Linked DNA regions of Mus musculus: region 2 is linked to region 1. A link is a loop called in an ENCODE intact Hi-C map of the cell type or tissue named here. Cell type or tissue: heart. All regions are shown on one strand. Links, peaks and the distances in the headings refer to the core of each region. The heading gives the core; the rest is flanking DNA.

Region 1 (2,918 bases), core at 245-2,744:
GAAGATGCTAGCACAGAGTGTCCTGAGTGCTCCCTGCAGAAAGACTGGCTGTCAGCGCCACTCATTATATCAGAGTCCACACTGTGACCACTGTCCTGTACCCTACAGGGGACAGTCATCAGGCTCTTTAGTACTGAAAGTGAGAGCCCAGGGCCACAGTGTCCTCATCTCTCTTCAATTAGGTATCTGAGATTGCTGACCTGAACCTGTGTAGTTTCCCCCAGAAGCCAAGCATTCCAAGATGGTTCTGCCTGCCAGCGACCCCACCATCCCCCGCTGCCATGGTTTCACTGTGATCCTCCAGAATTCTTACTCTCTCCCCTAAATTCTTTTAAATCAACACAGAGTATTGGATATTGTCATGACCCTTTCTCTTATTTATTTTTTTCTAGATTTATGTTATGACAGCTCTCTACAGCCCCTAATATATATTTATATAACAGACTATGATAAAGGAAGCAACTGGAAAGAGCTTTCTAAATTGTGTCAGATTTACTTAGTGTATCTGTGCATGTGTGTGTGGGCATTCAGGCCATGGTTCATGTATGTGGTAGTCATAGAACCACCATGTGGGTTCTAGGAATTGTCCAGCTTAGTCACCAAGTTACCTCAATAGCCCTCAAGAATGTTTTCATTTACTCAAAATAGCCAGATAAAAACAAAAGCAAGATCCTTAACAACTCTCCCTGCAAAACCACTAGGCTAAACTTCTTTTCCATTAGAATGGTTATTTTTTACATGAGTAATTAAACAAGACCCAGATCTGATATATATATATACATAAATTCATATAAAAACAAAAACAGATGGGCAGTGGTGGCACATGCCTTTAATTACAGCACTTGGAAGGCAGAGGCAGGGAGATCCCATAAGTTCAAGGCCAGCCTGGTCTACAGAACAAGTTCCAGGACAACCAGGGCTATACAGAGAAATCCTGTCTTGGTCAAAACAAAACAAAACAGTGTACTTCATCTTGAGATAAGAATGATAAGTCCATCTCTATTTGTTAAAAACCAATTTCCAGCCTGATATGGTGGTGTAGCCTTTACCCTCAGCACTTAGGAGGCAGCAGCAGGTAGATCCCTGTGAGTTTGAGACCAGCCTGGTCTACATATGGAGTTCTAGGCCAGCCAGGGCTACTCCCAGTTCCCAGAAATGATAATTAACTTAAAAGCAGTTAGAAGGGTCAGTGAGATGATTTGCTGGCGAAAGCCCTTGCCACCCCAGCTGATGACCTGAGTTTGATCCTGCAGCTTGAAGAGGTTTGTCTTGACCCGGAAGGTCTGCAGCTTGTTTACAGCCGTCCCCATGAAGTTGCTGAGAGCTGGGGGTGTCATTCTGGTGCTATGGTGTGCATCAGCTACCAGGCTCCCTATACAGAGCTCCCACACAAGCTGGTAAGTATGGTCTGCCTGTATGTATACATGTGCACCGTGTGCATGCAGTACCCATAAAGGCCAGAAGAGGGCTCAGATTTTGCAGAACTGGAGTTTCTGATGGTTGGGGGCCACCTGATGGGTTCTGGGGAATGATCCTCTGAAAGGACAGCCATACGCTTAACTTTTGAGTCATCTCTCAAGCCCTTGCACACATCTTTTTTTTTTTTTTCTTTCTTTCTTTGAGACAGGGTTTCTCTGTGTAGCCCTGGCTGTCCTGGAACTCACTCTGTAGACCAGGCTGGCCTCAAACTCAGAAATCCACTTGCCTTTGCCTCTGCCTCTGCCTCCCAAATACTGGGAATAAAGGCGTGTGCCACCACGCCCGGCATGCACCCATCTTTTTAAAATGCAGGTTCTAAGGATTAATAGTTCTAAGGTCTTAAGAACAAATAGTTTTTATTCCATTTTTTTCTGGAGACCTGACAATTTACCCTTACAGAACTGATCCCTATATATGACCATATTTGACTCCAGTGTTTTGCCTCTGAGCAATCTCATGAACTCATGCATAAGTTATAACCACCTGGTACAATTTTTGTTTGGAATATTTTTATTTTTGTATGAGTGTTCTGTGTATATATATGTATATATATATATATATATATATATATATATATATGGTGCATGCCAGAAGAGGGCATCAGATCCCATTACAGATGGCTGTGAGCCACCATGTGGTTGCTGGGAGAAGGGGGCCTATGGAGGGTAACTAACTGGGCTTGTGTGTGTGATAGAAATACATTATGAATATGTATGAAGATTTCATAAACCCATTATCATGGATAATCAACATATCCTAACAAAAACATTTAAGGTCTAGATGTGGCAGCACATGCCTTTAATCTCAGCTTCTGCAAGGCAGAGGCAAGCAGAATTCAAGGCCAGCCCAGGCATAGTGAGACCCTATCTAAAATAAAATACAAAATAAAATCTTAAAAACTCTCTTTGGGTGAGCCGGGCGTGGTGGCGCACGCCTTTAATCCCAGCACTTGGGAGGCAGAGGCAGGCGAATTTCTGAGTTCGAAGCCAGCCTGGTCTACAGAGAAAAAAACAAAAACAAACAAACAAACAAAACAACAACAACAAAACCTCTTTAGGTTGACAGGAAATTGAATTCAACAGCATAAAATAGATTCCTAAAGTGGGATTTATTATCTGAAGCAAGAGTTCTACGTCAAGACCTTTAAGCTCAAGCATGGAGACTGAGCACAGCATGGTTGCTGGCTGCTCTTTCAGGGGACCCTGGTTCAGTTCCCAGCACACATTGGGTGACTCAGAACTGCCCATAAGTCCAGATTTCAGGGATCCAATGCCCCGTACTATCATCTGGTACACATAAACACATGTAGACACACATAAAAATAGTTAATAAATCTTCAAAACAGAAACCTCCCATGAGACGCTAAGAGGCTGAGGCAGGAGTCCAGGTGTTCCTGGTCAGCCAGAGCAGCAGAAAGACACTTTCTTAAAACAAAACTA
Region 2 (2,918 bases), core at 294-2,793, 100 kb after region 1:
AGGTGAATCTTTCTTCCTTCATGTGGGATCCAGGGAGCAAACTTAGGTCACCCAGATTTTGGCCTTTACCTTCTGAACCTAGCCAGCTGTTTTCTTACAACTCTCCACTTAATTACATTTATTTAGTTAGTATATCTGTGGGTCACAGAAGCCACAGCATATGTGCAAGGAAGTCAGAGGACAACTTGGAGACTCAGTCCTCTGCTTCCACCATGTGGGTCCTAGAGATGGAAACAAGATGGTCAAGCTTTATGGCAAGTTCCTTCACTCCCATGCAGCATCTCACAGCCTAACCTAAGTCTTGGTTCTCTGAACCAGGAGTGGTGGCACTCACCTTCAATCCCAGCACGTGGCCAGAGGCAGGCAGATCTGAGTCTTAGGCCAGCCTGGACTATAATGAGTTCCAGGACAAGAACAGTGAGAAACTGTTTCGAAAACAAACAAAAATAAAACCTATATCTAGCAGCTTCCATAACTAGTTATAAAGGGAAATACAAAACAGAAGGTTTGCTTTAAATAAAGTAACAAAAATAATTATTGCAATACTTATCTCTAACTGCATAAAAGGTCAGCACTAGGAGCTAAGTAAGAGCCGGGGTAATTTTCTAGTTAATTTTTGTGTTAAACATCTGACACCTATTAGAGATTCTAATTTGAAAGGTCTGGCATAACAGGGTGTAGCACTATATTCCTGTAACCTCACTGCTTCAGGAGCAAGAGGCAGGAGAAGCCTGGGTTCGAAATCAGAATGGACTACATAGTGAATTCAAGTCCAGCCAGGATGTAATGTAATGAGAGCAGAAAAACCAAGTAAGAACAAACACAAGGTATGGGCCTGGGCACGTCTCCCACACATTAGAGAACTGAGTTTCCTAACTCTTTTTTCCCTTTCAAACACAAGAAGATACCCCACGGCCATCCTGAGAAGGTCAAATTTAGGCTAGCCAGTCATACTCAAGGTTCCAAAACCATTAACAATAAGGAAAATTCTTATTACATTAAGAAATGTTGAGGGCTGGAGAGATGGCTCAGTGATTAAAGAGCACTGACTGCTCTTCCAGAGGTCCTGAGTACAATCCCCACCAACCACATGATGGCTCACAACCATCTCTAATGAGACCTGATGAGTGTACTCACATATAACAATAAATAAATCTTTTTATAGCCCTGGCTGTTCTAGAACTCACTCTGTAGACCAGGCTGGCCTCAAACTCAGAAATCTGCCTGCCTCTGCCTCCCGAGTGCTGGGATTAAAGGCGTGCACCACCACGCCCGGCACAATAAATAAATCTTAAAAAAAAAAAAAAGGGGGGGGGGAGAAATGTTGAAAGCCCAGCTGATCTGCGTAAACGTGTAGTTTAACTTTTGTGTTCAACTTACAGAACAGAGCCAATCTACATACAAGAAACACCATCAGAAGCATCCCCACACCAAGGAAAAGTATACACATCAAGGCTAAATACCAGTACCTTTTTTTAACTACGGCTCTTCCTTCACAAGTAAGTCAGATGGAAACTGAAAACTAGCATTTTTGTCTCAAATCTCACTTTGTAAAGACCAATAATTTTTATTAGCTCAAAAAAAAGTATTGTTATACAGGTATGGATGTTCTGCCTAGATACTGCATATCTGTGTATCACACGCACACAGTACTGACAAAGCCCAGAAAGAGGGTATCATATCACGTGGAACTGGTGTTAACAATGTCTGTGGCTTGCTGTTTAAGTTCTGGGATTGAACCTTGGTTTTTTGAAAAGAGTACCCAGTGTTCTTAATTCCTGAGCCATCTCTCCAGCCCCACGATCACAAATGAACGGAGCCAGCACTGTTTTCCCAGAGCCTGTTTATTCCTGTGTGTTAAAATGTGAGCTAGATCCTAATTGAACACAGGATCCCAAATTTAAAAATCTATTCCGCTCACCTGAGTTCTGGTGAACTTTGGAAAAACATAATTAAAATAATTCTATTAAAAAAAAAAGTGATAGGAGAAGGCTACACACCTTTAATTCCAGGACTCAAGGAAGGCAGAGGCTCACAGATCTCTGAATTCAAGGCCAGCCTGATCTACAGAGCACCAGCATATCCAGGGATACCCAGGGAAATCCTATCTCAAAAAAAAAAAAAAAAAAAAATACAAAAAAGTCCAAAACAAGCATAGAGGCAGGGGCAGGCAATGAGACCCTTTCTTAAAATATATAAATAGGTACTGTAGCTAGATATAACGCACCTGTAATGCTAGCATTTAAGAGGCAGAGGGACAAAGAAAAAGAGTTTGAGGTTGGGCCAGGCATGGTGGCGCACGCCTTTAATCCCAGCACTCGGGAGGCAGAGGCAGGCGGATTTCTGAGTTCGAGGCCAGCCTGGTTTATAGAGTGAGTTCCAGGACAGCCAGGGCTACAGAGAGAAACCCTGCCTCAAAAAAAAAAAAAAAAAAAAGTTTGAGGTTGGTCTGGACTACAACAGAGAGTGTCTTATAAACATTTTATCTACATATAAAATATAGGGACAGGCCAGGAGAAAGTTAGCCACAAGTCCACACAGTTCAGAAGCCCTAAGACAGCAAGCTGCGTTACTGCATTTTTCACTTCATTTCCTAACAGATGGTTCTTCAGCACAACAGAAAACAGGGAAAAATGGTAAGTACTTGCATATTAACAAGATAAATTTATTTTACTAGCCATTCCAATTATTTGAAACTTCAGAGTAAAATGTTCATCAACAAACCTTTTAGTTACAAAGAACAGGAACAAACTAAAACTCCAGTATTTCCACTCTCTCTGGCAATCAACACTGAGAAGGTAAATTTCATGTTGTGAAGTCACCAACCTTTACCTGACAACAATCAGGGCAAAGCAGAACCACACACTTAAGATCCAAAAGAAACAAAAATCCCAACAACCTCTTAAAGGTTCGCCTCA

Evidence for each region. A loop is a pair of places that touch in the nucleus more often than their neighbours do. Peaks named below come from ENCODE experiments on the same cell type or tissue, not always from the same donor. Only the 100,000 strongest peaks of a DNase experiment are listed, where the experiment ranks them.
Region 2: it touches region 1 in a loop (2.3-fold over the local background); 5 of 42 quality-filtered maps call a loop at or near these places.

What each region holds. Positions count from the first base shown.
Region 1 is chr2:156,004,141-156,007,058 of GRCm38, forward strand. It overlaps 6430550D23Rik (RIKEN cDNA 6430550D23 gene), which reads right to left and starts at 287. Exons shown (of 6, transcript NM_001145351.1): 1 at 201-287. In heart, for the core only: a CTCF peak has its summit at 1,452 (motif pointing right); no DNase peak of the experiment used is centred there.
Region 2 is chr2:156,105,921-156,108,838 of GRCm38, forward strand. The region is part of intron 1 of Cpne1 (copine I); the gene reads right to left. The region is part of intron 1 of Rbm12 (RNA binding motif protein 12); the gene reads right to left. Among named protein-coding and RNA genes, the nearest start is that of Cpne1, 4.6 kb to the right of the region's middle. In heart, for the core only: no CTCF peak of the experiment used is centred there; no DNase peak of the experiment used is centred there.